2 separate regions of the Mus musculus genome follow, and region 1 is linked to region 2. A link is a loop called in an ENCODE intact Hi-C map of the cell type or tissue named here. Cell type or tissue: heart. All regions are shown on one strand. Links, peaks and the distances in the headings refer to the core of each region. The heading gives the core; the rest is flanking DNA.

Evidence for each region. Hi-C counts contacts between places; a loop is a spot of excess contacts. Peaks named below come from ENCODE experiments on the same cell type or tissue, not always from the same donor. Only the 100,000 strongest peaks of a DNase experiment are listed, where the experiment ranks them.
Region 1: a loop joins it to region 2, with 2.4 times the contacts of the local background. A loop is called at or near these places in 4 of 42 quality-filtered maps.

Annotation. Positions count from the first base shown.
Region 1 is chr13:104,626,461-104,642,665 of GRCm38, forward strand. It overlaps Cwc27 (CWC27 spliceosome-associated protein), which reads right to left. Exons shown (of 14, transcript NM_026072.1): 14 at 4,867-5,278. The coding sequence ends at 5,116. Among named protein-coding and RNA genes, the nearest start is that of Cwc27, 180 kb to the right of the region's middle. In heart, for the core only: a CTCF peak has its summit at 9,972; a DNase peak (open chromatin) is centred at 6,251; H3K27ac peaks cover 5,994 bases.
Region 2 is chr13:104,688,862-104,705,066 of GRCm38, forward strand. The region is part of intron 11 of Cwc27 (CWC27 spliceosome-associated protein); the gene reads right to left. Among named protein-coding and RNA genes, the nearest start is that of Cwc27, 120 kb to the right of the region's middle. In heart, for the core only: no CTCF peak of the experiment used is centred there; a DNase peak (open chromatin) is centred at 5,960; H3K27ac peaks cover 4,477 bases.

The sequences.
Region 1 (16,205 bases), core at 3,220-11,219, 62 kb before region 2:
TTTTATTGAAGTATTTGACTATCCCAATAGTCTTAACCTACATCAAGCATGGAAAATACAAATAAAAGTCAGTTCAGTATTTCCTAATTTCAAAATTATCTCCATTTCTTTCTTTCTTTTTTTTTAAAAAAGCTAGCAGTCCATCATTAATGATCACATTTGGCATCATAAGGATGAGAAAATAATAGTTTTCTAAAAGACAACAAATGTCTTTTTTTTCTTAACTGGTGCTGTGAAGAAAGTCTCCAGAAGAGAGTTTAGCTGATCCAGTAACGTGAATGAGCGCCATGATCTCATCGTCAGGGAATAACTCCAGCAGATGCAGAGAGACCAGGCTTCGGCCTGTAGTTCATTGGTGGGAATCCCCGTCCTCTAAGCCAACGCTGCTCTTCTAAGTTAAGGAATGAATTAGTACATTATCTCTCATTCTAGTTCTAATGCCTCCTCCCCCACCCCCGTAAGATTTGGTTCTCTTTTGAGGTGAGCAAAAGATTAACTGAAATTCAATAGGAGAGGGGAAAAAAAAAGCAAGAAAAAGTAAGGCTTTCGGACAACTTCATCAACAGAGAATCTAAAAGACACAAATCAATCATAAAACGGTTATCACATGAAATAGGAATGTCTGAGGATCGCGGCTCTAGGAAAGGGCTCACAGCAGTGAGCTCTGTGGTGCTGATGTCAGAGCTAGCACACATACGAAGGAAGGCATCAGCCAGAAAGGAAACTGGACGGCAAAAGGAACTAACACATCAGGGTTACCTCAGTGCTCGCCATCTGATGCTGGGCAGCCTGACTGATGCTGCATTCTCTCAGCTCATTCAACACCACACCACTGACAAGAGCTCTCCTGGGGGCAGGGGCTGAGGAGGCAGTAGCTCTGACAAAGACATGGCCTGTGGGTCTGCTGAGGAGTGTGTGGTGTTGGGGAGCCATGGTGGTCCTGTTACTGAATACTCTTTCTACAGACCCAGTACTTCTGACACCATCCTAGCAAGGCCTGATGTCTTAACCATTTTTCTTAGGGTTGGAGCTTCATCTAGCAGGGATTTCTCTACAGTGGAGTTTCTCCATTAAAAGCTACAAGAAGCAAAGATAGGAAAATGTACCGTGCTTTCCAGTAAGCAGAAGTGAGGGCCACTGACAAACTGCGAGGTTGCTAGCTGTCACAGCTCTGGCGAAAGCCGACCTGCTCTTCTGAACAGCAGTGAAGAATGTAACCCCTCTACACGTCTCCATATCGACACTGGTAGACGAATTGTTCACACTGATAGGCCCCTCAGTGTAACTCACTTCACACGTCCCCTGTCTTTCTGGTTATCACTAAGATAAAGCAGTATGTTTCAGCCATATTCTGCTTCTATCTAGCCCTTTCCATATAGGCCATATTGACACAACATGACAGGGGTATGTACCTCACACATACGATCTTATCAAGACCCAGGCAGTGACAGTTTGAAAAGGATGCCCACCGTCTGTCACTGAATGAGTTCTAAAAACAGCAGCAAACCACTCGGCTCCTCACACATTTTAATGACCTGTTTTATGATGTCCCCATTTTTAGATGGGCAGATGTATTACTGGCTACGTGGCCTTAGAGGAAATCAACCTGCGGGCATGTGACTGACGATGTGCATTTTTATAACATTAAAATCCCAGACAGATCTGCATTAACTTCAATAACCCTCTGAGAAAGGAAAGCCCAAGGGCTGGCTTGACCTCTCAACCTGCCACCAGCTTCACCCAAAGTAGAAGGCGTGGCTTGCCACAGTGAGAACAAAATGCCAATTGTTTTTCTCCTAGTGTTGTCACTGCAAAGTACAAGAACTCTGACAGGCTGCCTTGTCTCAGGATAATATCCCTGACCAAAACTAAGCCCAAAGATAAAAATGAAGTGAAGTTTAAAGGCTATTTTTAATATTCTTTCACATTTTAAGTCATTTTAAGTTATTACTATTACTACTACTACTACTACTACTATTATTACTACAGTTCATTTACTTGGCCTAAACATTTCCTTGTGACTGCAAACATATTTAATAATGCCAAACTTAGTTTCTTATTCTTTTTGGAAATTACATATTTAGTTAACTTTAGTGAAATTTGTAATGGTGAAATCCCACAACATTCTAGTTACTACTATATTTCAGAACCTTCTGGTTTTTTTGCAGTTAAAATAAGATGAACATTTAGCTAAACTAAGATCTTAATTTTGTCATTCAACTATCTTTCTTTCAGGGTATCAGAAGGCATGCAAGCTTCCAAAGGAGGGAAGCAACCAGAAATCCTACCCAGGTCTGGTACCCATGTACTACAAAACCAGCATCTAAGGGTGCTGTAGTGGCTCACATACCTTTGAGGTAACCAATAGCTCTCTAACTGGACCTAAGACCCACTCAACAAGAGGGAAACCATGCCTAGTACTGGAGACCTAGCCAGCTACCTAGGGCTAGTGATGCCATGGGTCTTGGAGGAAAATCTACAACCATCACTTTATTAAAATAGCATTATTCCCAACTGCATTGTAAATATTTGTCCTTCTACCCACCGATAAAGTGTAGTCCTCAACTCATGCAGAGGATATCCTCTCTGCAACTGACGGAGATTATTACAGAAAATCATAGCCAATAAAAATACAGAGTTGTGGGGCCAGTCCCAATGGATACATCTACAAAACAACTCCCACACTTAAGGCTTGGGGAACACTGCAAAAGAGGAGGCAGAAAGATTCTAAGGACTAGATAACCAGAGAGTTTTATGCAAGGTTGTGTCGCCTAGTCATGTCAGACACTACAGTGACAAAATCACATCAATATGACTGACTAAATAGGAGCTTTAAAGGACAGTAACACTAGATATGCTAATGTGGGTGGGGGTGGGCCCAAAGGCCTCTACCAGACACAAAAAACTAACAAATGCTCAGAGTAGAAGAAATTGTCTTCTCCAGGAAAGAACACACCAATTGGTAATCCAATACCAAATGGTTGGCTCCAAAAACAAATATACAAACGATATTATACAGACCAAGCAAGTTATGATTAGAAATATACAAGTGTATATATATATATACATATATATATATATATATATGCAGAAGTATATATACACAGAGACATATACAGGAGAGTACAGAAGGAGAGTATAGGAGGGTGTGAAGGGAGAAAAAGAAAGGAGCAAATGATACAATTAAATTATAATTTCAAAAATAAAAGAAAACATAAACTGTCTTCTAAAAACTGAAATTGTTCTCTGGTCCCTGCAGACAGCACTAGGAAGTTCTACTGGGCTTATATGAATTGGTGAAGTGGCCACATCAGACGAATAATGGCAGAGATGGTGTTTCAACACATATGGACTCAGACATTTCATAATGTCTGCGAAGATGGACTCCGCCTAGCTGTCAGCAGAACTGAGTAAAGAAAACGTGCACGCTATAGGACGGGGTTTCATCAGCTATAAACTTACGTCGTCTGCTGGAGAAAGGACGCAGGAGAAGAGCAGTCAGTCAGCAAATCCTGCCTCAACTTCCACAACTCTGAGCTGACGGACTCGCTCCAGAGCACTTCTACCACACCTCTCTTTTCTCTGAAACTTTCTCCATCTTCATTCAAAAGGAGGAGTTTCTGGATACTGGGAGTCCTGTCTTCCTTCTCCCCTCAGGTTTTAGTCACGGTCGCAAAGGACAAAGGTTGTGGTGGTTTCAGGCACACTTGAGTGTAAAGTAGAGTGCTGAGTATTGTTTTCTAACTGAAACTCAAGTGAACCCTGGGCATTTCTCTTTCATCCTCAGAGGTGACCACTAGTTTTTCATGTTTTTATATGCATTTGTTTTACATATGTGCATATCTATAGTGATATAAATAGTCTGTTATATGCTTAAAATTTTACATATCTGGTTTTGTTTGTTCCTTTTAGGAAATAGTAATATAGTTCTGCTTACTTGCTTTTTTCCATGCTGAGAATCTAGTTCAGGGCCTGGCACACTCGAGGCAAACACCCCTCCTTCAGATGTCCAGAGTCAGGTGCTCTTTACCTTTATAACACAGCCCACAGTGGGCTAGGAAATGACATGTTTGGACTCTATGAGGCTTTGATGGTTGTTAGCATATACTCATTTTGAACAATGTCTGAACATTTCTTTAGTGTACAGGTCTAGGGTTCTAGCTTGTTGGCCGTGGGATAGTTTGGAGAGGATAGTGGTGGTGACTGGGCAAGGCAGGGGCTAGCATTTCTCCATCCTGTGTCTGCTGCCAGTGCTGCACCTGGGATCACACCGAAGAACCGGTGCCTTAGGAAGAGGAAACCGACTTCATTACTTCTTCTGAAAAGATGTGGCTGGTGAGGTTTTATTAGGTGACTGAAGTTAGTCTGCCTGCTGTACAATTTTAGCAGAGTTTAGGACTAAATATAGGTAACAGAAATACCCCATGTGAATGAGTGAGTCAAAGGCTAGATTCTTGATGAGTTCTACTGGTGGCGCAGGTCCTGTGCACCCTGTGCTCCTGGTGCTGGCGTGCAGCCAGGGCAGGGAGTGGCAGGCTGCGCAGCGGTAGGCTGTGGGTTTGGTGAATATGCATCTAGTGCTACTGTCCTGAAGCAGCCAGAGCATCCAGCAGTAGGCTGGACAGAGTGAAGAGTAACCTGCCTATGGGCTCCTCATGAAATAAAGCGGGAGGCCTATATGCTTATATGCAAAAAAACCCATCAATGTCAATGATTTTATTTTATAATTTTGATTTTGCATTAAGGTATCAGGGAAGTTTCCCTTATTCTTTCTGTGAGCACCTCTTATAAAACAACTGAACAAGACTCCTTCACCCATTTCAGGGTAGAGAGGCAGAGACATGCTAATGCAATCTGCAAATGGTTAACATTTAAACTGGAAAGAAACTGATTTTATTTCAGATTTAGTAATAGAAAAGGTCAATTAGGGAAAAATGTATCAGTAACCAAAAGCATTTTCTTACATCATTCCAGATTTACAAAAGGAGAGACCTGTTTTCTGAAAAATCAGAACACAGGCTCTGACAGCCTTCCCACCGCCTCTGCGATTCCATAGACATGGCTGTGACAGGACACCCCACAGGGGCCACCACTCTGGCATCACCGCTCTGGCTCTCACCGCCTTTCCTTCTTCTCTCTCAACAGCTTTTTGCTCTCTTCCCGTCTCCTTTTGTTCACTGGGTTCCGAGGATCATAGATTTCAAATGTGTCTGAGTCCTGCATGCTTGCATCTTTCACTTTTCTGGTTTTGTCTTCAAACTGGAGCACATGTGACATCCTAAGGGGGAGAAGAGATGGCCTGGTTAATTCAGGCTGGGACCCACCATGGAAGCTCTCTACCCCACTCTCTGTGGCACAGGGAGCCAGGCAGCGCTCATCCCACCTGGAGAGCAGTCCCACAGAACGAAGCTGAGGCCAGGAGCTTTGCCCAGCGGCAGAGCTGGCCTAGCAAAGTCTTGGGCTTGGCTCCCCAGAACTGCGTAACAGAAACAAAGCAAACTCTGGAAAGCAGGCCTGGACTCTGTCTGCTGTACTGCTCTGCCTTTCCAGGAGTCTCCCATGCTCACTCTGAGTTCCTCCCTTGGTGGGAGGCTGTGATCTCGACCCTGGAGTCTCCTAAATCCATATTTGGAACTTGGTCCTCTTTCTTTGAACAGTACACTCAATCATGGAAAGCCAGGAGTGGAGCAAGCTGCCAGCTAATAACCAGACCTATCTGATGGTTGTGTTTTTAGTGGTTTAAAGGGTCAAGAGCAAGGGTTTCTATAAAAACAAAACAAAAACAAAACAAAGCAACAACAACAGCAGCAGCAACAACAACAACAGCAACAAAATCCAATCTTTAAATATTAGGGCTGATGTGTAGCTCATTTGCCTCACGGGAGAACATTTGCCTTGCAGACATAAAGCCCTGGGTTCCAGCACCGTTAGCAAATTAACGAAAACCAAATAAGCAGTGACAAACAGAACAAAAGTCTGCATCCACAAACAGAAGTTTAAAAAGTAATTGAGAGTCGTGTTCAAGTGGGATTGTGGCTGTCTTCTGGGAGGGGCTGAGTTTTTCTACGCACAAAGGAATGAAATTTCTGGCATAACTCCATGAACTAACTTTCTCCTCTTACTGTTGACTACAGCAAATCTCACAACCCTGTCTTCCTACTTTAACAAACGCTTACTGGTCTTAAAGTATCAGCATGTGCTTGATTCCTAAGTGGTCATAAGCTAGCTATCATTAGCAGCAGGGAACTGTGCCAGTGATTAGCTGTGCCCCACTGTGAGGCATCAGAGATAAACGGAGGGTGGGGTGGGGTAGGGGGTGGTCAAAAGACTAGGCATCAGGGCAACTTGGTGAGATAGGAAAGAAAAAGATTCGGTTTAACAAACAAGTGATGTGAATTTTCTACTAGCTATTTAATAAACAATCCAATCAGCATATTAGTGCATCCTTCACAACAGCAGACAGAATACAACCCTGCATACAGCCCTTGCTATGCCAGCACTCTGACTTGCCTCAGCTCACATATGACACAGGCTTCCTTTGATTTGTATCAGCAGAGATTTGGGCAGTTGGCCCTGTCAGGAGCTGTCGCTCTTTCCCTGCAGCTGCAGAGATGGAGAGTGACATTTATTTGTACGGGAAAGTCTGTGCTCAGATTTTGAAGATTCTCAAAGGGATTTGTAAGGAAAAGAAAGCATTATAGATACTGTCATTCTGAAGATTCAGTAGCACATGGCCACCACCACCTCCATCTCTTCTACTTTGGAAGGTTGCATCGATGTTGTGTCAGTGACACACAGATGACCAACATCATATTTAAATGAGGTAAACCACATTCACAGTGGTATATATTATTAATAATGCACTGCTTGTTCTGATTTAATAACTGATTGCAACATAGGATTATGCCAGGCAGTGTGAGAAAGCTGACTTCTAACAGTTTCATTGCTCCAGGAAGCACTGTCAATTGGAAAATGCAGCCTACAACCATTGGATTTGAATGTGGCTTCTCCCAGAGCCTATGGTGTTCATTTAGGCATTAGCTTCTGAGAGTGCCCAATTCACTGAAAAGGGCTGACTTTTCCATAGCCATGGAAACAAGGAGCCAGTAGGATCAGCTGGAAACACAAACTGGACCTAACCAATTGATGATGACTTACCTAGGTCTATTGGATCAGTGACAGTTGGTGTCACTGGGAAAGCCAACTACCAGTACCAACCTCATGCTTCTGAAAGCCAGGGAACAGCAACAGCCTCTACTTCTGAAGGTGGTGCTGACCCCCAAGCAATTCTCGTCCCAGACTAACATAATGTCTGCGACTTGCCTTACGTGGTATGCTAGACAGTCTTAACTACACGTGATACGGTCGAGAGTTACAGGAAGGGAGGGTACCTCAACTGAGAAAATGTCTCCATAAGATCAGGCTGTAGGCATTTTCTTGGTTGGTGGGGGAAGGGAGGGACAGCCCATTGTGCATCCCTAGGCTGGTGGTTCTGAGTTCTATGAGAAAGTATACTTAACAAGCCACGAGGATCAAGTCTCCAAACAGTAACCCTCATGGTCTCTGCATCAGCTGCTCAGTTCCTCTCCTCCTTCCTTTGATGATGTGGAGGTATACGACAAATAATAAACCCTTTCTTCCTCAACTTACTTTTTGGTTATGGTGCTTTGTCACAGCAATAGAAACCCTAACTAAGACCTTGGGAGACAGTGAATAAAGTACAGCTATTTTTCATGTCAGTAATGCACTGTGTGAAGAGAGGCCTCCTCTTCAACACTCCTGATGTCTCTTCCATGCACCTTGCAAAGGGCACTCTAGGAATTCTGAGTGTGTTACTGGAAGGGAAGGGGAGCAAGTGCATTGGAGCTATCTATCAGCAAGGCTGTCCTGCTCAAGGCCCTTTACACAGGACAGGAGCTCAAGTCCTGCACTGAGAGCCCTTAACGGCTTACACCTGGAAGCTTATGCTGGAATCTCATGCCCCTCAAAACAATTTCATTTAAGAGTTCTAGGTTGATGCTTCACGTACCCCACTACCTAGTTAGATAATTAACCTTTACCGAAATTCATTGTTCTGTTTAAAAAGTGATCCCATATTCTCCCTCCAATACAGATTTTTTAATAACACCTATTTCCAGTAGAAACTATCCAAGTTTCAAAATGACTTTTCCAGATGTTGTCAATTAAAAACATAAAAAGGTACCTTCCTCCTTTCAATGCCACGAGGTAATCTTGCAACTATTGGACCTGGTTGGCTCTGGTATAAGAAATGAAATTTAGGCATGTGAGCCACAGAACCAAGTCTACAGGAAGAAACCTTCTCTCACAAATCTGAAAAACACAGAAAGCCATAAATTAAAGGAGCCGTCTGCTTCAACTGTTTGTTTCATACGCACTGCACTACACAGGTCCAACATTTTGATTAATAGCAATCTTAAACCCAGAGGAAAGAAGGGGCTCTCAGCTTACAGACTACTTCAGATTTAATACCATAACACTTAGGATGGCTGGCTACTCCACAATAATACTGAATCTTTAACAGCAAAAAACAGTTCACCCATTTATCTTTCAACATGCTTTGGTCACTTCATTTTTAAAGGGAAAACAGAATAGTTATTATGATTTTGGGTATAATAAACTCCTGACCTCTGTGCCTCCATAAATCACGTGTTGTATGAATTGAAAGCATGCCCACACTTCAGACTCCTGTGAGGGCACACATGCAGACTAAGAACTTATAGTTCAGTTTTGTACATCCCAATAACTCAGCCCTGTCCACTTGTTGACTGTTATAAAACTGGACCAATCAGAGCAATGAATTCTTGTGGAATTAATTATACACTAATCATTTACATGTGAGAATTTCAGAACTTGTTTACTGGAAGGAAAAGACAGAAACTTAGTTCTGATGAACACAATCTTCAGCATAGGCTCAGATTCTCAAATAAAAGCACTGATGGTGGTGGTTCCATTTCAGAAAATGGAGGTTTCCTATCTTGAGTGGTATTAAACAAGGAATTTTACTTTGATGTGGGACTGAGCAAAAGCATAAACAAAAGTAATCAAGTGTTCTTTGCTGACTTCGCTAACAGTATTAAAGTTCTCACATAACTGGGAAGACAGATTATGGGATGGCGGTGACATCTGTGCAGAAGCCAGAAGACCCGATTCTAGGCTCAGTACACAATCCCAACATTAGCAATTTATTTCTGATTAAAATGTTCTGAAATGATTTATCCTGAGAGAAAGTAAACAGCTCTCTTGTTAAAAGATTTCAGAACTATTCCTTCTCATTTCCAAGTCACCCCAATTTAAAAACATTTTTCCTTGACATAAACATATTTATTTTGTTTTCTGAATGGCTGTCCTGGTACCTTTCTGATGCCAGATTACAGGTATGTATGTGTCACTATGCCACACTCACGACACACTCAATCATTCTGCTATTCTACTTACTGTTGTCATATTTTAACTATTAGTCCTCCTCAAATCCTTCTAGGCTCTGAAATAGTGTTTCTTATTCACTTCTCTTATCATACACCTCTACTGGGGCACGACTTACTGTCGGATTAGACTAAAATAGTTCAGCAGAAGCACGTGATGTTCCAATGTGTTGCTTCCTATCACAGAGACTGTACTTTGCTCCTCTCGTCAGCTTTCACTGTTTTCTAATTGTCTGTTTACTGAACTGTGAGGAGACTCAGGTTTTCAGACAGTGTACCTGGTTCACAGCTGTATGTCCAGTGCTGATCATGGCAATTTTTAATGAGAAGGAAACCTTTAGACCTTTGGAACTGGCCAAGCCTGGTACTCAAGGGTTGCTATGCAACCACTTGACCTTCTGTGGGCAGGGGCTGTCTTTTATTTTAATGATAAGTGCCCTGAAACACCTACCAGGCTGCAGAGTCTCCAGTCTACTTTCATGACCTTTCATAACTCAGCATACACACTAGCGGTCGCTCTGATGCTGCACTCTGTCAGGTACCACAAGTTTACACCCTGACAAACTTCAGTGGGAGATGCCTCCCGCTCTTCATCTCCCACACCTCTTAATGTAGAGCTCAGGGAACAGAATTTTTGTTTTTTACAAGCAGTATTTCCTAAGTAGTTTTGGAACTCTTACATCAGATGCAGGCTGAATGTGAAAACCTGCTGGCTATTCAAAAAACCAAAACATTCCTACCAGGTGTCATCTTCAGAGACACTAGTTTAATAATTCTAGGATGGGAGGGGGTCCCAGAACTAGTCATTAAAAACTTCACACTGGTTACTTTTAAACATACAGAACACAGAGCCAAAGATTAAGAAACTTTAACTTTCATACTGACTGTGAAGGCTCCATTTAAGTTTGCTTTGTTCCTTCAGAGAGAGAGTACAGGGGGTTCCTAAAAAAAAGCCAACCCTTTAGATAATAATAATAAAAATGAATAATAAAAAGATTTGATAATGATAAAAATAATAAAATTATTATTATTATTATTGTGTGTGTGTATATAAATGTTTTGCTTTCATGTACATCTGTGTATCATGTGTGTGCCTGGTTCCCATGAAGGTCAGAAGAGGGAGTCAGATCTCATGGAACTGGAGTTATTGTTGGTTCAATATATGGAAATCTGTCAATATAATCTACAATATAAACAAACTGAAAGAAAAAAAAAACCACATGATCACCTCATTAGATGTCTGGTACCCATGGAGGTCAGAAGAGGGTGTTAGCAACTGGAGTTATGTAACTGTAAACCAATATGTGGGTGCTGGGAACCCAACACAGGTCTTCTGCAAGAACAACAAGTGTTCTTTTCTTTTTTTTTTTTTTTAAGGTTTCAAATGTTATCATTTACTGCTTGACCTTTTGTTCCACTGTCACAAAAATCAGTCAAATGGAATCAGAATTTTATGTAACTTACTAATGCCTGACTTCTCTCTCTCTCTCTCTCTCTCTCTTTTAATTAGATATTTTTTCATTTATATTTCTAACGTTATCCCCTTTCCTAGTCCCTGCCACCCCCCTGCTCCCCAACCTACCCACTCCTGCTTTCTGGCCCAGGCATTCCCCTATACTGGAGCATAGAAGCTACATAGGACAAGGGCCTCTCCTCCCATTGATGACCGACTAGGCCATCCTCTGCTACATATGCAGCTAGAGCCATGAATCTCTCCATGTGTCTTCTTTGATTGGTGGTTTAGTCCCTGGGAGCTCTGGGGTTACTGGTTAGTTCATATTGTTGTTCCTCCTAGGGGGCTGCAAACCCCTTCAGCTCCCTAGGTACTTTCTCTATCTCCTTCATTGAAGACCCTGTGCTCTGTCTAGTGGTTGACTGTGAGCATCTACTTCTGTATTTGTCAGACACTGGCAGAGCCTCACAGGAGACAACTATATCAGACTCCTGTCAGCTAGCTCTTGTTGTCATCTGCAATAGTGTCTGGGTTTGGTGCTTGTTTATAGGATGGATCCCCAGGTGGGGTAGTTTCTGAATGGTCATGCCTTCAGTCTCTGCTCCAAACTTTGTAACTCCTTCCATAGGTATTTTGTTCCCTCTTCTAAGAAGGATCGAAGTATCCACACTTTGGTCTTCCTTCTTCTTGAGTTTCATGTATTTAGCAAATTGTATATTGGGTATTCTGAGCTTCTGGCTAATATCCGTGTATCAGTGAGTGCATATCATGTGTGTTCTTTTGTGATTGGGTTACCTCACTTAGGATGATACCCTCCAGGTCCATCCATTTGTCTAAGAATTTCACGAATTCATTGCTTTTAATAGCTGAGTAGTACTCCATTGTGTAAATATACCACATTTTCTGTACCCATTCCTCTGTTGAAGGACATCTGGGTTCTTTCCAGCTTCTTGCTATTATAAATAATGCTGCTATGAACATAGTGGAGCATGTGTCCTTATTACAATCAAAGAACTCCACATAAAACCAGAGACACTGAAACTTACAGAGGAGAAAGTGGGGAAGAGCCTTGAAGATATGGGCACAGGGGAAAAATTCCTGAAAAGAACAACAATGGCTTATGCCGTAAGATCAAGAATTGACAAATGGGACCTCATAAAACTGCAAAGCTTCTGTAAGGCAAAGGACACTCTCAATAGGACAAAACAGCAACCAACAAATTGGGAAAAGATCTTTACCAATCCTAAATCTGATAGGGGGCTAATATCCAATATATATAAAGAACTCAAGAAGTTGGACTCCAGAAAGCCAAATAACCCTATTAAAAATGGGGTACAGAGTTAAACAAAGAATTCTCAACTGAGGAATACCGAATGGCAGAGAAGCACCTAAAAAATGTTCAACATCCTTAATCATCAGGGAAATGCAAATCAAAACAACCTTGAGATTCCACCTCACACCAATCAGAATGGCTAAGATCAAAAACTCCGGTGACAGCAGATGCTGGTGAGGATGTGGAGAAAGAGGAACACTTCTCCATTGCTGGTGGGATTGCAAGCTGGTACAACCACTATGGAAATCTGTTTGGTGGTTCCTCAGAAAATTGGACATAGTACTACCGGAGGATCCAGCAACAAGTGTTCTTAACTGATGAGCCATCTCTCCAACCCCAAGATTGGATTCATATGACAAGGTACTCACACACGGGTAGAAGCTTATTGGTGCCTACTCTGCTCTTCAAATTGAGCAATTCCAAGGGCACAGTCCAGTCCTTATTTATAGTTTGAAAACAAGGTAATGAGGTAAAATCAATTATTTACTCAACAGACATTTGAGGGCTTTTTATGAGTGAGGCCAATGCTAGTTACCAAGGACAAAAAGTCAAGCATGACCCGGGCTCTGGTCTCCTGAAGCAAACTGGGAGAACACACAGACATGAGGCAAATGTGTTTGGAATGTTAACACAGCATTGAGGCAATAACGAGAACTCCCACTGAGAGTGCTCTCAAAGAAAAGAGGTTTCCATGTTACCTGGTGGTGTCTGCACTATGGATAGGCAGGAAAGACAGGATCCCACTCCTTTCTCTTTGCAGAGCTAGAGGCTGACCCAGGCCTGTGCATGCTGGGTAAACACTCTAACATGGAGCTACACCCGCAGCCGAGCAGTCCCCTCTCACAGGCAACTTGTGAGACGGTAGAGGAACCTGTACGCTGTTGACTAGATGGAAGAGGTAACAGGCTTTTATTTGCAGAGACGGATTGTTAACCTCAGGAATCAGTCAAAAGTGAAGTCTGTACTAGGTCTAGTAAGAAGTTACAATGGGTACTGCTTATTCTGTGCTAGGTCTAGTAAGAAGTTACAATGGGTACTGATTATTCTGTACTAGGTCTAGTAAGAAGTTACAATGGGTACTGATTATTCTGTACTAGGTCTAGTAAGAAGTTACAATGGGTACTGATTATTCTGTACTAGGTCTAGTAAGAAGTTACAATGGGTACTGCTTATTCTGTGCTAGGTCTAGTAAGAAGTTACAATAGGTACTGATTATTCTGTACTAGGTCTAGTAAGAAGTTACAATGGGTACTGCTTATTCTGTACTAGGTCTAGTAAGAAGTTACAATGGGTACTGCTTATTCTGTGCTAGGTCTGGTAAGAAGTTACAATGGGTACTGCTTATTCTGCTGTGCAAGACATTACAATGTAGCTATAAAGGGAGGATCATGTGGGCACCCCAGACTGGCTTTTAACGTCTTTCACCACTCCCCCCAATCCGTGTGCTACCCTTCCCCCCCATCTCCCACCCCACCAACAAGGGTACATCTTTGGGAGAAAAGTGCTTAAAAACAGAATCAACTTCTACTATGAATCCTGTTACTGTCTTAAATACGTATTTTCCAGTCCCAGCTCCTATTTGTTCTACTTAGATGAGGACCTAGCTATGGCCATATTTAGCTGAAGGCACCTGAGGGGCAGAAGCAGGGCCGAGGACCACTCTTATGAGCATGGGTGTCTGATTATGTCAGGGGTCAAATTACTAAGGTTTACATTGTGGTCCATGGATCCCTCTCTGTCTCTCTTTCTCTATCTTTCTTTCCTCTTTCTGTCTTATGTCTATATTTATTTATTTATCCCTGCTTCCCCCCACACCCTGCTGCAAACACACAGCCAATCTAGCTGTAAAAGCCCTTCTGGTTTAAAGCCCTTGGTCTACTGTATACAAAAGGACCCCCAATTTCTCATATCCCTTCTTTAGTCTGGCTCTTGTTTGCCACACCATGCTCTGCACGATCCCCATCTTTCATTTCAGATATGCCAGACTCTCTGTAGCTTCCTGGAGAATCTCCACTCCCTGCAACCTCCTTGCTGCTTCTGTATTTCCAAGACTTCACTCTCTCTGCCTCCCATTAGCTGTGCCACCACCCTGGCTCCTGCTGGGCCTGGCCCGCTTTCTCCAGCAGCGAGGAGATCCTCTCCTGGTGCCCCTGAGTCTTGTCCATAGCTCCAGCCATTTTCAGGGTGGTGCAACCCTGCCTCTCTGGGTCACAGTGCTCTGAAGAACAGAGGCTCTGTTTCACTGGCCTCTGTACCTCATCATGCAGCAATGCTTGGCCAGAAAAATGCTGCTGATAAGTGCCTGCGAACACGTCCAATTTTCTGGGATTCCCATCACCTCGGGAAAAACCACTTTGGCTAGGATACTGATTTTCTTGATAGTTTTAATTCAATACCAAATTATTTAGCAATTAACCACTGTATAAACTTCATTTTCAGGCAAGCAGTTCACCCTTTCAACTTTCTAACAAAGAAAAGGGCTAGTTAGTACTAAAAAGGTGAGGCAAGGTATTTGTACAGATAGTACACTGTGTTATAGTAATCCAGTGCTGACCTGTCTCACATGGGCCAGTTAAACTGCTTAAAGATTAACATCTGCTCCTGTTTGCTTAGCTTGGAAGTGTGGGAAAATGCATTTAGTGTCCTCAGCCAGCCTTCTTCTTGGTTTGAATGACCTTGTTACTCTTTGAGAACATACACATAATTTGTTACAACATAACTTGTTTGCATGTTGTGAGGACTTCCCATTTCCCTATTAGAATTCTTAAGAAACCCAACTAAATAGCTCCTGGTTATTATTTAAGTTCGTCATTCTTTGGACTCCAGAACACAAACCTAAATGATTTGGGTAATGGTTTGAAAGGCAGAAACAGCCTTTGTTTGTAAATACAAATTTCAGCACGACGAAACAGTTTCCAAGTGTTGCTTCCATCTGAGTCTTTGAAGGAGCACACTGTTCTGCAGGCTGCACCTCACTTTTGTCCGTGTTACTTTTCTACAAGGTTCTGTCCCCTCCTTTCCTGGTCCTATCAAAGTCCAGTTTAATTACCACTTCTTCCTAAAATCTTTTCCCATTGCCTTGGCCCTCAAAATCTGCTCTGACTTCAACACTTTCTCCAGAAACCTTTGTGAATGAGGTCAGACCTGAGCTTGGGCCACTCACTGTGGCTGTGGGGAAGTCACCCTGCTTCTCCTGCCTGCTTTCTTACCTGGGAAGAAGATGGTAGGGCCCAGCCTAGACACTTCACAGTGCTCACAAGTAAGGCTTGCACACCATGCCATCTGAAGGCTTCTGTAAATGGCAAAGGGGCCCGGATCTAACTTTAACCCATGTGATTCATGAATGCTTTTCTCAGGTTAGCCTATATCCCAATGCCATGGATATGGTGGTATACAAACAGAAATGTAATTTTCCACACTTTGAAGACAGAAGCCAACACTCACCTGACTAGGGCTCTCTCCTTGGGCTCTAAGATGTCCTTACACAGTGTGGGTGAATGGAGGGGAAGACTAGTCTGGCTTGCTTCTTATAGGAACACTAATCTCATCATGGGGGGGGGTTCACCCTTATGATCTCATCAATCCCTATTTACTCCCCAAATGCCCTACCTCCAAATATTATCATATTAGAGCTTTACCATATGAATGTGTGTGACCAATTGTACTACCTACAAACTATGTTTATACAAAAATTTATCATTTTTGTAATTAGGCATTTTATAATACTGACATTCCTTATTTTTATGTATATCATCATTTAAAACAACAAACTTGGCCTCATCAGCCTGGATGCTAACATGTATATTTCTAAATGTACATGTCTTCTTAAATGGATCATTAACTAATCAAGAACATTATTTATAGAAAGAATTAAAGTAGACCAATTCTGAGAGGGGAAAAAGAAAGGTACGCTAAGAAGTTTTGAGAACAAAGTCACCCAGTCAGTGTTGTAGAGCAGATTGATCACAGGAACACA
Region 2 (16,205 bases), core at 2,752-10,751:
AAGCCAGAGTGGAAAAATCAAAAGCAGTGTGGCTGGTTCTTGGCTTGGGCTATCTGATGGGGGTCCAAGCTGTAAGGATGCTTCTAAGGAAAAGGTACAGCAATACAGTGCTTGTATGTACTGCCAAACACAACTAGAGATGACAGGTGCAACATATGCACTTCTCTGTAAGTCTTCCCTAGGTAACCAGGAGCATGTAGGTGTCCTGTGGCTGTTCTTTAAATTATCCTAGTGAAGGAAGACTACAGATGATTGAATGAAGAAACCAAACCCTTTCTACCCTGTGTTTGAGATGCATGATTTGAGAAACTGTATTATGCTTTTTCTCATTTGCATGTGTCTGCAGTGTTGTATTCTTTGTCTAAAGCATGTCTAATTTACTTGTGAGCCCAACTGTTTATCAATCACCAGATATTCAAAACATAAGAGAGGCATATAATAGAATATTCTTTGATTACTAAAAGGGAAAGAAGTGCTTTGACACATGCTATAATATGGATGGACCATGACAACATGCTGAGAAGAAACTAGTAATTTAAAAAGTATATATCACATGTCCTGTTGTGGTGAGATTTAGAGCCACTTAGGACACTGATGAGCCAAACCTCTGGTATGGCTTTGATGGCATTTCCAGAGAGGATTAACTAAGGAAGAGTATATGGATCCTGAATGTGGGTAGCACCATCTACAGACCTGATTCCTGGAGGGACTTGCTAAATAGTTGCTTTTAAAGATCTGGTTACCTACAACTCGCAGAACCTCACACACACACCAAGTGATACTATGTAGACTTTGCTCCCCAATTTAAAACTATTGGCTAAATAAAAGTGGCTATAGCCAATTACTGTGGAGAATAGAAGAAACTGAGTTCAGTTACTAGGATGGCAGCTTCCCAGGTAGGGACCACAAGGAAGAAGGGGAAGAGGAGGAGAATGAAGGAGGAGGAAGAGAGAACAGGAGGTCTTCATTTGATGTGATGGATCAGGAGCATGTGCCAGAGTGAAAGGCACCCCCAGGACAGAATGCTAGAGCAGATGTAACCCAGGTGAGATTCAAACAGGAAGTACTTGGTAATGCAGCAGTAGAAGTCCAGTATATAGAAAAAATAGATTTAGGGGTAATCCCCCAGTAATTGTACAAGAGCTGATTAAATAATCCATAGGACTCTGCCTCAGTTATTGGGAGGGGGGAATGACTGGATTATATTAATAATTAATAGTTTATTAAAATCTACAAGTCTCTGACTGCTGGCATTCTCCTACTCTCTGCTTTCTGGTTAGCCATATTGTAAATATTTCCCCTATGCCACATCCTTCCACTGCATATCTTGTATTTAGGATGAAACAACCATAACCTGCCCTCTTACCCCTCCACCGCACCCCATTCAAAACAGTAAGCCAAAATAAACCCTTCCTCCTCATTAAGTTCCTGCTTGATATCTTGTCACAGCAATAAATAACTCATAATGACCTGAACAGAGAGATCTATAGATAGGAAGTTGATTAGTGACTGCCTAGATCTGGAGACTGAGGCTGTAACAGGTAATAGCTAAGGGTCACACCATGTCCTAAAGTGATTGTGCTCAAAAACCGTTACAATGGGTGAGTTACATGGTATGTAAATCACCTCTAAAAACTTTATAAAATAAGCTACCTGTTTAATCTATAGGTGTAACAGCTGGTCTCGGTCTGAGCTGGCTCTAGTTGAACTACTCCATCTAGAAGCTCTGCTAGATTTAATTGGGTTATTTCCCTCTTTCTGAGCTACTCCATGCTGACTGAATAGATAATCTGCCTCCTTCCCTGGCTATAAACTATAAATTTTATTCAACAGATAACTTTGTCTCCTTCCTCTGCTAAACTATAAACTTTATTCATATCATGGGCTAAAATAATTTTCAAAGTTCTTAAACAATTAAAAGTAAATCATAAAATATTAATGGATATTTAAATGATTTTGCTCAGACATGCTGGTCATTGGGACATATCTCTCATAAAAATGTCTAATAAATGCTATCATAATACTGAAATCAAAACTCTAAGAAAATAAAATGGAAAACAAAAGCAAAAAGAATATTATGCTTATTTATACAAGAAATAACATAATTTTATGTAAACTCTTACAAAAGAAGAAGAAGAAGAAGCAGGAGGTGTATATCTGAACTCCCTTTAAGTCAAAGGTTAAGTTGATATAAAAGCTATGCAGATATAGAAGCTCCACTCACACTTCAGGAAACACATCTATCTACCGGTTCTCAGTACCTGACTCTGAATTTGAGAGTCAAAGACTGAATGTTTCCTTGTGAGACTTGGAACCAGCACATATATGTGTTCTCACTGCTTCTGTCCCTTAAATCCAGCCAGAGCAATAATGCAAGAACAATATCAGAACAAACAAAACTAAATCATCTTCATACGTAGAAAACTCAAGCAAAAAACAAACCTCAGGAAATCTACAAAAAAAAGTTACTAACTAGTACTACTAAACAGGCTTAGCAAGGTGGTAGGAGTTAACATTAGTATACAAAATTCAGTGTTTTTTTTCCTTCAGGTATTAGCAGCAAACATTAGGGAATTAAAATAAAAATATCACTTATAGCATTGTTTAACGTATTTCTTTCTTTCTTTCTTTTTTCTTTTTTTCTTTTTTTTTTTTTTTTTTTTTTTTTGAGACAGGGTTTCTTTGTATAGCCCTGGCTGTCCTGGAAATCCCTTTGTAGACCAGGCTGGCCTTGAACTCAGAAATCCGCCTGCCTCTGCCTCCCAAGTGCTGGGATTAAAGGCGTGCGCCACCACGCCCAGCTTTTAATGTATTTCTAAAGTGAGCTAAATATCTCTACACATGAAACTATTCAAAAAAGCTGAAAGAAGTGAAGACTTACATGAATGGAAGAATAAAGTATTTGCAAAAAAAGAAACAAAAAAACCCCTCAATATTAGGATGCCATTCTTTTCAAATATTTGTAAATTCTGAATTATTACAAACAAGAGTCTAGCAGATTTTTTATTAAACTTTAAAAAATATTTTTAACCAAACAAATAACCAACAAACAAAAAGAGGACATAAAGTTAGGAAAGGGTAGGGAGGTAGATTTGGAGGAATTAAAGAGGAGTATGTGAATATGAGTGAGTGTGTGTGTGTGTGTGTGTGTGTGTGAGAGAGAGAGAGAGAGAGACTGATTCATTTTATATGTTCTCTTACCCTAGAGAATGCTGACTAATACAGTGGTCCTTTGCTGACTGAGATGTTATGGATGTATGACTGTAATTCAGTATAACTATGATTTATTCTATATTACCATTATCAATAGAACTATAATGCAAGCCACAAGTGGAATTTAAAATAGTCTAGTCTAGTGAGTACATTAAAAAAAATAAAATGAAGTAGATGAAATTAATTATAAAAATTAAAAATTATCTAATATTAAAAACATTACATCAACATACAATTAAAACAGTTACTAGTAAGCTTACTAACGAGTTACTAATGAGCTTACTAATGAGATACTAATGAGTTACTAATGATGTTTGGGTTTTAAGATTTTAAAATCTGGCGTATATATCACATTTATAGTGCATCTCAGTTTAGAACATGTGGAGTTCAACTAGATCTTACACCCTGGACTTTAGAAACTCCAGGAGATTCTAAAATGCAGAAAATTTTGAGTATCAACAGACTAGTGACTAGGAGGCATAAGGCAAGACATTTTAGAGAAATGATCGATCTCAAATAAAATCTTGAATATTGGCATTCATTAAATACAGATGTCTTTCCAAGAAGAGAGAGCTATAAGGCCAAAGGTCAAGCGATGAAATAGGTTTGTGTGTTAAACAATTTACTTTTTATGGAGCATAGGGTCCTGGGCGAGTGATGAGATCTGTGTGGGAGTCAAAGTACAGGCCATGTAAGGCTTGTATTCGGTGAAAGGGCTTCATCCACTTGGAAATGAGATATCATTAAAGAACTTTATGAAAGAGATTGACACCTGGTCATGTTTGTGTTTAAAAAAAGCCACACACAGAATAAACTGGCAGCAACAGCAATCTGTTGGCAACCTGTTAGCAGATTGTTAAAATAGCCCAACAGAAACAGTGTGGCTGACATGGCCATGGTAGGACATACAGCTCTGGCTAGAAACTTACAGGGAAGTATGCAAAAGACAAACACGAAGAGCATATGTGCCCCTGGATATCCAAGGATTTTACAGTCTAATTCAGACATCTAATTCATTCAGAAAGCAATGGACTTAGAAAGTAAGATATTTAAATCTCTCCCAATAAAATGTCCCTGACCCCAAACTGAAGTTGGTTATAAAATTATTTTCTGGCTGGGCGTGGTGGCGCACGCCTTTAGTCCCAGCACTTGGGAGGCAGAGGCAAGTAGATTTCTGAGTTTGAGGCCAGTGGTCTACAGAGTGAGTTCCAGGACAGCCAGGGCTATACAGAGAAACCCTGTCTCAGAAAAAAAAAAAAAATTCCTGAACTCATTTCATAAGAACTATACACAACTGGGGTGTGTGTGTGTGTGTGTGTGTGTGTGTGTGTATTCCCCCCACCCCTGGCATGGAATTAAGTCTCTTTGGATTGTTGCTGACTTTATACTTTTCTGCCTAGCCCAATGAGAACAATCCTTGACATTTACCCCTCCTGATCTGTATGCCTCTGGTGCATATGCAAACCAAATTTGGCTCTTAAAACACTGCTCACTAAGAATGTACTGTGTAATGATGAATGTTAGATGTTCATATCTTAAGACATAGGTCACAGGATACTCACTTCATTTGAGTTAGAACTGTTTTGCCCAGCTGAGGCTAGCTCCTTCAGAGATGAGGGAAGTGCCTTGTAAATTCTTCTAGGTTGACCACAGAGCTATTACACATTTATTCTAACCCAGTGGCATCTGAATTCTTTTGACTAGACGCATATGGCAAATATATTTTTATATATTTAGTATCTATATAATATATAAAACTAGTATAAGGTTAAGTGTTATAAAATTACAGACATACTATTTTTTATCAGCAAAGATATCAACTTTATATTGTTTAACAATAAAAATTTTTGAAAAGTCACAAACAATATTTACCTTACTATATATGATACACTCTAGCATTTTCTGGCCTATGCCATTTCATTGAATAACAACAACAAAAGACGACTGAGACAAACTACTGCTTTCATGTTCCACCAGTAAATTACTGCCTATAATTAAACTTAGTTCTACCCTCTAATTTACACTTTGTTAACAAATTAAAAGCATTTAAGAAAATGAATGTCTGGAAACTGTACCTAGGAAAACTTGGCTGACCTGATGAGGCCCATAGCTTTAGAGATGGAAGAATTTTTACTAAGGCTTTTCTGATTAGACTTAGCTAAACTGATCATATAACACAGAAGGTGATTCAGTGCAGTGGTCTGATGTTCAGAATGGACATCATGTTAGATTTCTAAATCTAATGACAGTTGTGACCTTATATGTAACACTAAATTCTCTTGTACAGGGGGAAGCTGGAGGGAGTGCTTTGTGCTTTCTGGAAGATCACTGCTGAGCCAGGATTCAGTTACAGAGCATCTTCTGAAGGGAAAGGTCTAGTTCTATTAACAGTGAACGAGCACAAATGATAAGCCTGGAGATACGCTGCTGCGTTCTGATTCCGCTTTGGAGCATACTGCAAAGACGTTTCTGTAAAGATCGTGAACAGAAGCTTACTAACCATTTTGTAAGGAAAACTAGAAGAGACTGCATTTCTTATCCAAATGATTCCACTGTTATCAGACAGATGCTCTTACTTGCAGGGGCAAGAATGACCCTCAGCACAAGGTTCAGGTGAATTAGACTGGCCTTCAGCCGAGCAATGCAATGCAGGCTAAGACAGAGTAGTAGGAATGCTGTTAGGCTGCTCATTGGTGTTGGTTAGCATGCACTGCCCTCATCGTCTGTGTTACCAACAGCTATTTATCTGATGGAACAGTGTTGACAGAACTTGGACTTGTGCCAAACCTCCTGATGAGAAACAAGGTGGAACAGGCTGGCTGGAGGGAACGTTTCCTTTTTAGGAAGCAGCAGCAAGAAGATACATGGAAACAAGGTTGGAACACTATCACTGCTGCAGATACCAGAAACATTTCTAAGTTAAAAAAAAACAAAAAACAAAAAACCAGACTCTAACAATGTTGAATAAATGGCCAATGTGTGTACAAGAAGTCACTCAAATATGCACACGAAAACTGTGTCTTAGAGAAAGAAATGGCTGCCTGGGTGTGTGCCCGCAGCTGAGATGAGCAAGGTGCTGCTCAGTCTTTTTGCATCAGGCAGATTAAGTAACAGAGACAAAAATAATTAAGTCCTAGCCTGCGACAGGCCTGACCACTTACTATGCCAATCAGAAACCACATTCAGCTTATGCTGCAAATATAAAAAGCAGATGGAAATCAAATTGCTTGCCTAATTGCAGAAAAAAAGTCTAACCCAAGACAGTTTTATTAAGCTAACTAAGGGCAAGTGGAAACAGTTTCATCAATAAACCTCTTTCTTTCCCAACACACATGTCTTCGTTCAGTCTCAGAGTAGAACCCAACTCTTTCATCTGTTCCAATCTCTGACTTCATGTTTGTACAAGAGGATGCCCACTGTGCTTTCTTCACTGAATAGTGAGTCTGAGGGGCCATCACTGTTCCCCACCAATCTTGTGGATCTCTTTGTCCATAGTGCGATGATCAGTAGGTCCCTAACAGACACTGAAAGGAGCCTTAAGAACCCAGAATGCATTCTGAAGCATCAGACAAGGAATTACACACACACACACACACACACACACACACACACACACAGACTGTAAAGGAGTTTAGCATGCTGTAACTATCTGTTGTCTTTCTATAAGCTAACCAAAAAAGTAGCAATCATATTGCTTTTATGTTAATCAGTCAATTTATGATCTCACAAAATAATGCCTTCATTAAGTTTGATTTGAGTATTTAACTGTGTCCTTTACTTGAATGGGTGGTGAAAGCAGTGACTGCTGGCTGAGAAGACGATGATGTGGGAAAAACATCGGGGGAGCTGGCCACAAAAGACATAGTCTCCATTTAATTCTGTAAAAAGTATATGTTGCTAGTAAATAAGATTAGAAAATAACTTCTTGGTTATTATATAAGAATCTAGTTCACAAAACAGAAAAATTAAAGCCTCAAATACACAGCTCATATCTTTTCAAGTTACAGACATAAACCAATCATTTTTTTTTTTTTTTCTGGGGGAAAGGCCTAGTTTCTTGACTCAAAAGGATTTTACTGTATTTTACAAAATATTTTTGCACTGGATTTTGATGTATAGTTGCATATATTCTTGGGCAATGTAGGACCCATCAGGGACTGGTGATACTGGGGAGATCAGTAGACCTCTCTGGACATACCTCCCTCCTCTATGTAAACCTCAGTTGTTCTGGCTCCCCCACAGTTCTTTCTATCACAGATACATGAAGGGAAAGAACTAAAAAGGGTCAAGTTCTTTTTTTAAAGTATGGGTATGTGTTAAAAGCAGGGGCCTGCCTGAGTAATAATAATTCTACCTTCTCCTTTGCTATATCTAATTCTGATTTGTCTTAGTCAATGGAATACCAAGTATCTAAGGAAACACTGTAATTGCCTAGAGTCACTCTAGTTAAACATTCATTTATGCAACTTACTTTTCAAAGGTTTTGAGAGAAGGTAAGATATTGTTACAGGTGTTCAGAAACAACAATGAAGAAGGCAGACAAAAAAATCTTGAGGAGAAGGTAAAAAAAAGTCACACACATAACATAAAAGCATGACAGATAATAAAGAGAAGAGTGTCTTAGGGAAGGGCAGCTGGGACTTGCCAGGAAGGGCACGTGAGTCTAAACAAGTTGATGCTGTGAGAAGGGAAGACCTGAGAGGGAAGGAATGAGCCTTCCCTAAGGCTCTGGTTTGCAAAAAGGCTGCTGCACAGGAGACCTAAGGAAATGAGATCATGGTAAGATAGCAGGGTACAGATCCTCAGAGTGCAGTTGACTCATGGAGGGGCCTTGGAGTTTTAGAAATCCACCAATGCTTGTTTTTTAAAGCACTGATAGAGTCTGACAGATTTCAAAAGAAACTGAGGAGAGAAAGAAGCACTACAATGACATCTGCAAGTAGGCGATGGGGCAGATGCAACGCCCAAGCAGAGGAGCTGGCCCAGCATCATGAGCTGTGCAGTGGAGCTGCCAGAGGGCAGGCCAGCAAATAGCATGGACCAGGTGAGTTGGTAGCTACAGCAGCAGTTTTCTTCCAGTTGTTTAGAGTTAGGAAATCCTAATGTCTCCCAGTGACGGTTCAGATCAAATGTATCACAAATTTTGTTCTGAACAACTATATGCCAAAGAAAGTCATGTAGAACTGCAACAAATATTTATGACCAGGAGGAAATTGACAGCTTAGTAAACACAGGATCAAAGGTTCAGGAGGGCAGAGGGAAAGACAAAAAGTGGTAGTTGTACAGGATAATAGCAATAGAGGGAGGACTACCTACCCACCCTTGACTTTGAAATGTGATATACTTCATGGCATAGTATAATGACAAGCAGCTTGCCACTCTAAAAGTTAATCACAAAACACTTTTTCTCTGTTAAGAATTCTGACAACTTCAATTCCTTTATAATATTCACTTGAATACAAACCTAAAACTTTATAAATTTAGGGTTTTTTTCTTAGTAAGACATATAAAAGCACATGAGATATGGTATAACAGTTGTTTTATTCATCAATTTCATCCTTCGCTCTTTGTCTCGACCTTTTAAACAAGAAGTATCATCATACTGATAGATGATTTTACCACAGCTATCTCCAGTTTATACTGAGAAGTATACAAGATAGCCTGCTTTAAACATTTCAGAGTTTGGGCTCTGCTTTTTCCTTTAGAAGAGTGTAGTTCTACATCTTGTGACAGCAGCTCCCTCTTTACTTTAGCAGATACCATTATCTTTTTCTTTTAGAATTATTTCTGTATACCTGAGCCCAATGACTCATTCACCGTTCAATAGAACATAAAATATTTACAATTTTATTATGAAACACACATGGGACATTGCATGAGCAGACATAAAATTAAGCCTGAGATGACCAAAGTCTGGACTAAAACTATATTTATGCTGCTGAAGGCAAGAAAAATTATTTAGTCTACAGTAATGAGTAAGTAGTAGCAAAACAAATATTTGGTTGGCTGTGGAGAGCCAATGTTTTCATTCTGTGTTGTAAGCATGAAGGCTAAAAACAGGCTGACCAAGCACATTCTGCCAGCAAAGAACACATGCATTCATCACACTTTTGTTGCATACAAAACATGATTCCTAATTTACAGATTCATATGCTTTACAAGTATTACATATTATTTATTACTATTATATATATATATTTAGATGTTACACATACATACATATATATGTTTAAATATTAACCATTTATGGCAAATTCTTTACTAGCCTAAAATATACCATGTCCTGCCCTTGAAAGTGCTTCAGGAGAGGGGTGTGGCTTAATAGTAGAGCAGGAGCTTAGCAAATACCAGGCCTTGGGTTTGACGCCCAATACCTCACAAAGCTACACAAAAGTGAAGAAGAAAGTGCTTGAATCTTAAACAATCAATTACACAGACTAACCAATTAGCAATGAGTTGTCTGTCTGATAGGAGAATAAGTGCTTTAATATTCTCATAATGTTTTCAATTTACTGACTGCTATGTTAAGAAATTAGTTATCAGTGGTGACACATACAGATACAGACACAGACATACAATTTAATAGATGGCAATGAGCTTGTTTATTTACTACTACTTCCTTCTTACAGGTAAGGAAACTAAGGCTTAAACACGGCATACTCAAGATCGCCGAATCACAAATCAGAGTTAGCGATGCCAAACATAGCTGTCTAAGATGGTGGTGTACTGTGATGCTTCTCTGTCACGACTGGTAGTGCGGCAGAGGAGCAAGCAGGCCTCACGAACATTAATTAATGTAATCAAACACTACTAGCAATCAAAGTATAACGGTTCCTCACTTCTTTACAGTAAAATATGATCATGAAATGAAAAGGAGTGGAAGTTAGTTATAATGGTGATACTAAGTAAAAACAAAAGTCATTTCTCTTATGACAAAAAATATTCTACAGAAAACATACATGTATTAACTTTTAAGTAATGTATTTGCCTATATAATAAAGCAGCAAAGAACTGAAGGTCTACCCTGTTGGAGAACACAGCTAGAAGAAGTAGGAAGACAAGAACATAGCATGTAGAGTAGGTCTGAAATTGACTATCAGGGCCTCTCCCTGCTTTGGAAACTGTAAGGGCCTTCCAGCAAAATCCATAGTCACCCAGTGCACAGACCATGGTTGCTAAACATTATTTCTTGGTGGTAAAATAGATCCTTAGGAAAACAGGATGATTTCAGGCCCTAGGAAGGCAAAGGACAATCTGCACCTAGAACAGCTTGTTAAAAAATATACAAGTACTCAAACACTATCAGGAATGTGTGAAATGAACACAGGGGCGGCTTGGGCTCCCTGATGATGCGAAAAGCCACCAACCAACAAACTACAGTGAACAGGATCAGATGCCACGAGTTTATCCTGACCTAGCAAGTAAACACAAAAGAAAGAAAATGGGATCCTAAAATGAAAGGAAACAAAAGTCTGATGAGTAGTGAGACATACTGTGAGACATATTTGACTCTCATGGCTTAGACCCCAGGTAGGAAAACAAAGACAACTGCAAAGCACATCAAAAAACAAAAGGTTAAGGAAATACGTTGACTACAAGTGTCACTAACTTCCTAATTCTGATAAGTCTACCAGTCACACCAGACACATCCAGAGAAAGCCCATTTAGTGCTCGGGAGGTACGCACCTGAAACAGGAACGACAAGGAAAGACCCTCAAAATCTACCACATGGAGGACACCTGGCATGTGCTTGTCCTTCAAGATGAACGAGTATGTGCTGAGTATGAAGGCATGAGCGGATGTTAAAGGATAAGGCCAAGGGAGAAACAGCACACTAGAAACCAAGCACTTCATCACTTGAAGCTGTACAGGATGCTATTACTTTTGAAACACACACAGAAAGAAAGCACACTCACTTCTGCATTGTGCGAGCTTTCTGTGGGAGGCAGAAGAAGGAAACTAGAGAATAAACAGGAGGATTATAGTACATTCATGCTCAGTTTTACAAAAGTCCAAGACAAATATAAAATATATTAAGGTAAATTGGGTTAAAAATGCAAAGCCCTGCACACGCCTTTAATCCCAGCACCTGGGCTGTGGAGGGAGGCAGATCTCTGAGTTTGAGGCCAACCTGGTCTATGAAGCAAGTTTTGGGGCACAACTCAAAAAACCAACACAACACAAAACAAAACCAGCAAAGGTTCTGTACGTACTCTCTTTTGTATGTTTTCTGCATTTCATAAGCTAAAGAAACACCAAGAGCCCAAGAGTTCATGATAAACTAAATCCAGCTCCAAGCCTGAGAAGCAAGAACGTCCTGGACAGGCATTCTTTGAAGTTGAGTCTCAAGTCAAGTAATGCTTTTTCTTTTCCCTTATTTGCAATCTGTAGCCTAGTAATTCCCCTTACACACAGACATTCTGAAAAATCAACCATTTTTCTGGCAACTAAAAGCTAGTAGAATTGTCAATACCTGGCATTATACTGCATATTTAGTTCTTTACCAACAGGTTCATACTCACTCAGTGTCCCACTGGAATACAATCCTTAGAGGACAGATACTTCAACAGTGTGTTTGTTTTAGAAATTATACTGGAAAAATGATTAGACTGTAGAAAGTTAAAATATGGATTAATTAGTAGAGGATCAAATGTAGACTCTTAAGACCTATAACAAAAATAACAAGTCTGATATAAATGAATTTTATGATTAGAAACAAATATTATCAATTATTTCTGAGAAATAAATATATTTGGTTTATTAGATCAGTAATAAAAGTAAGATAAAGTAGTGTCAAAAGTTTATTAAATTCTTTACTAATAAGTCAATCATGGTGGCACACACCTTTAATCCCAGCACTGGGGAGGCAAAGGTAGGTGGATTTTTGAGTTTGAAGCCAGTCTGGTTTACAGATTGAGTTCCAAGACAACCATAACTATGTAGAAAGACCCTGTCTTTAGAAAACAAAAACAAAACAACAAAAAACCCCTTCAACAACAACAAAATAAATAATTCATTTTGAATAAAACAGGTTCAAAGTTTCTAAATAATGTGTATTTGTTGAAATTAGGCTGGCTGCAATTTTAATTAATTTTTTTGTGGCCCTTCAGCATACAAATAGACTCATGCTGAAGATTAATACAGAGGAGAATACCATAAGAACCATCAGATGTTCACTGCGATTCATGCAGATGCTTCTAAAACATGTGTGGAGCTTCTGGCTGGAAAAAAAGATTAGTGAGAGGTCACTGGTAGAAGTAGTAATTATACCTTTGGTGGGATTATTTTGATAGTCTAACATCAGTTGGGGAAAGGTCCAAAAGATGTGAAAGTATTTGATGTAAGACATGAAGAAGAGACAAGCAAAAACGGTGGATGGTATTTCAGTCAATAAAACTCCAAGAAACCTGACACAAATCAGAAAGTGTAGGATAAAACCATGGGCTCACCAAGACAGTCTGGAGAGAATACTGGATTTGTATGGTGAAGAAATGGAAGAAAGGATCTTTAGTATGCATTATTGTAGATCTCCAAGAATCTATAAATATTTTGGAAAGGACAGGATGAGAACACAAGGGACTTTCTCAATAATCATATAAACTGGTACTACAGTCTAGTGAACACACCTCTTCCTGGAAGCGGGGCTCTATGTAACTCTTTAAATACAAAGCTTTAAAAATTGAAGATACACTGCTTAATTCTAAGACACTGTTCTAGACTTACTTTTAATTTTACTCTGGCCAATATTTATGAGCCCAAATGACAAAAAGAAGCACCAAGGCCTAACTGTTAATTTGATGGAGCAACCACACACATATACATGTACAAACAGAAACATATATATGTGTTTATATCGTTAATGGCTACAACAATGTTTTAAATTGTACGGAAAATACATGGAAGCAACACAATAAAATAACTTACATTTATGCCTTGCATTTCTCTATGGACATTAATATCCTTCAACAGATATTGTCTCACTGTTTTAAGAACTGCTATGAAATAATCTGATATTTCCTCCACACCATTAATTTTCAACAATCTTAAAGAATGGCTTTGTATATGAGCAGGATACAGTTACTGAGAGGTGGTGGAGTGAGGACAAAACAGTGGACAGGAGTGTAAGACATAATCAATACAACTTCGTGGCAACAGGCATCCATTTATGAAAGGAGCTGTCTGTGGTTGCATATGCTTATAATCCCAGCACTAGTGAAGGCAGAGGCAGGTGGATCTCTGAGTTTGAGGTGAGTTCCAGAACAGCTAGAGCTACACAGAGAAACCACTTTGAAAAACCAAAACCAACCAAGCAACCAAAAAAAACCTGAATAAGAAACTGAATATATTTATAAAGTACAATATAATATTCTGAAATATATATAAAAATTGAAATACACACACACACACACACACACACACACACACACATACACACTATAGAATGACTAAAGTAGATAATTATTATCTTACTACCCATGGTAAGAATATAATACTTAAAGTCTACTTTCCTTGAGATTTTCAAATACATTAACTATGTTGCTAATTATAGTCACTATGTTGTATAATAAATCTCTTGTTATTCCTTTCTTTGAAAAACATGTCATTTGTATGTATACAGGTGTTTTGCCTGCATACACACACACACACACACACACACACATATACATATATACACACATATACATACATACATATGTGTGTGTGTGTGTGTGTGTATGTATATATGCACATGGAGGCTAAAAGAGGACACTGAATCCATGCAACTGGAGTTACCGAGGTTGTGAGCTGCCTATATCTGTCATCTGGCAAAGCAGTCAGTGCTCTTAACCACATCTCTCCACCTTATTCGTCCCTTCTAAGTGATTTTTATACCCTTAGACCCTTTGATCAACAGCTTCTCCTTGCCCTAGGCTCTGGTAATCATCATTTTACTGTCTGAACAAGTTGTTCAATGGTGCTTCCTGTGGAGACAATAGTGTTATTTTCCCTCTGTCATCCCATTGAGCATGTCACATAATTACTGATGTAACACACTGGGAGTGAGGGTCTTACTGTGTATTCCTGGTTGGCCTGAAACTTGCTATGTTGACCAGACTGGCCGTAAACTCACAGAGATCTGCCTGCCTCTGCTTTCAGAGTGCTGGAATTAAAGGTGTGAGCCACCAGTCTAGGTGTGGTAAACATAGTTTGACTATACCTCTTCCTCCTCCCTTTACAGAGAAGCTAAAATGAAAATTCATTTGAGAAACATTTTGAAGGTTTAAAAACACACTTTATTATTTACTCACATATATATGTCTGAATGTCCACATTTGTGTAGGTGCCCACAGAAGCAAGAAGAAGACATCAACATCCCTGTTGTAATATCCCCTACCTATAAAGTTATTTTGTTGCTACTTTGTAACTATAGTTTTGCTACTGTTATGAATGGTAATGTAAACAGCTGATATGCAGGATATCTAATATATGCCCCGCTAGGGGTTTTGACCCACAAATTAAGAACTGCTGCCTTTTACAGTTCAGTAAATGAAGAAAATATCTAATAAAAAAGTTTTCAAAAAAAAAAAAACTGGACAAAGACACATCCCAACTAATATCTAAGGACTGCGGTGCCTCAGTTGGTCTCCTACAGTCAGAATCTTCATGGGGGAACTTATAGAAAATGGAGGAACATGGAGGTAGAGAGAAGAGAAATGAACATCACAAAACTAATCTCTGAGCCCCAGGTTCATGCAGTTCAAAGGTTAGAAGAATGAGAACATAGTCTTACAAGTAAATGGGAACTTTGACTATTTCATTAGCAGCTCATATCAAAAAAGTGGATACTACACCTATCAACCTCCCAAAATACCACTCAAGACCTTTAATATGAAGAATACTTTTAACATGGTAACAGCAGGTCAATATAAACCCACTACCACAAAAGTCACCATATACTTCAAAGGCTGTGTACTGTCTACACTGAATCCTGATAAGCAATGAACTCACATAGCTGAGGAAACAGGTAAAGCGAGGCCAGCATAAGTCCGCCTGGCTCAGTAATGAACATTTACCTTTCCCTGTCCTGCTCCTGGGAACTGTGATCCTAGTTAACAGGTCAGGACATGTCCTGAAGTACTATAAGAGTTCCTACATCTAAGATCCCGAGCTGCCTTGAATTCAGGGCTCTGCTCCATTTATTCCATCTGTGGACTCGTATCTGATGGCTTAAATATAGATATGCACAGTATTCAAGGTCATCACGACTCAAACCTAGATTTTACTCATTTCAAAGGTTGTGTTCTTAACTGACTTTTTTTGAAAACTGAGATCTGAGAATGGCACTTGCCACCAATGTAAATTATAGCATTTACTAATGTTTTTAATTCTTCACTATAATATATATAATATATAGTGTGTGTGTGTGTGTATAATGTATGTAATATATATTTCTAATAGTTAAGCTAACATGGAAAATCCTGTACTAAAGTACAGCCAAGGATATATGAAAGTGGCGCTTGAGCTATGTTATTTCTTAATGAGAATGGAATTCTTAAAACTTTTCTAGAGCAGCAGGTAAAGAGAATGAAAAGAACCTATGTTCTCCAGTTTGGGCTGGTGCAACAGAAATATCCAGACATCCAGATGCTCTACAGTGTGTGCCTTGGGCCTAGCATTTACATTTATGAAATCGTAGTTTCTGTTACTGATATAGAGACCACTGAAGTGGATCGCGTGACAATGGTCTGAGTCCAACAAAAGGCTGCTCAGTTGAGTGTGGAAAGTGAAGGTAGAAATAGAAAAGACAACGGCATCTAACGCACAGGGATCCCGGGATCTCTGCGGACTCTTGAGTGCACTCCATCAGTTCATATGTACAGTTCTACTGTGTGTCTGTAAGAAAACCGTTTCCACCACTTCTGACTCTTACAATCTTCTGTTCCCTCTTCAGCAAAAATCCCTGAGCCACGAGGGGAGGGGTATGGTAAAGACATCCTATTCAGCTACATATT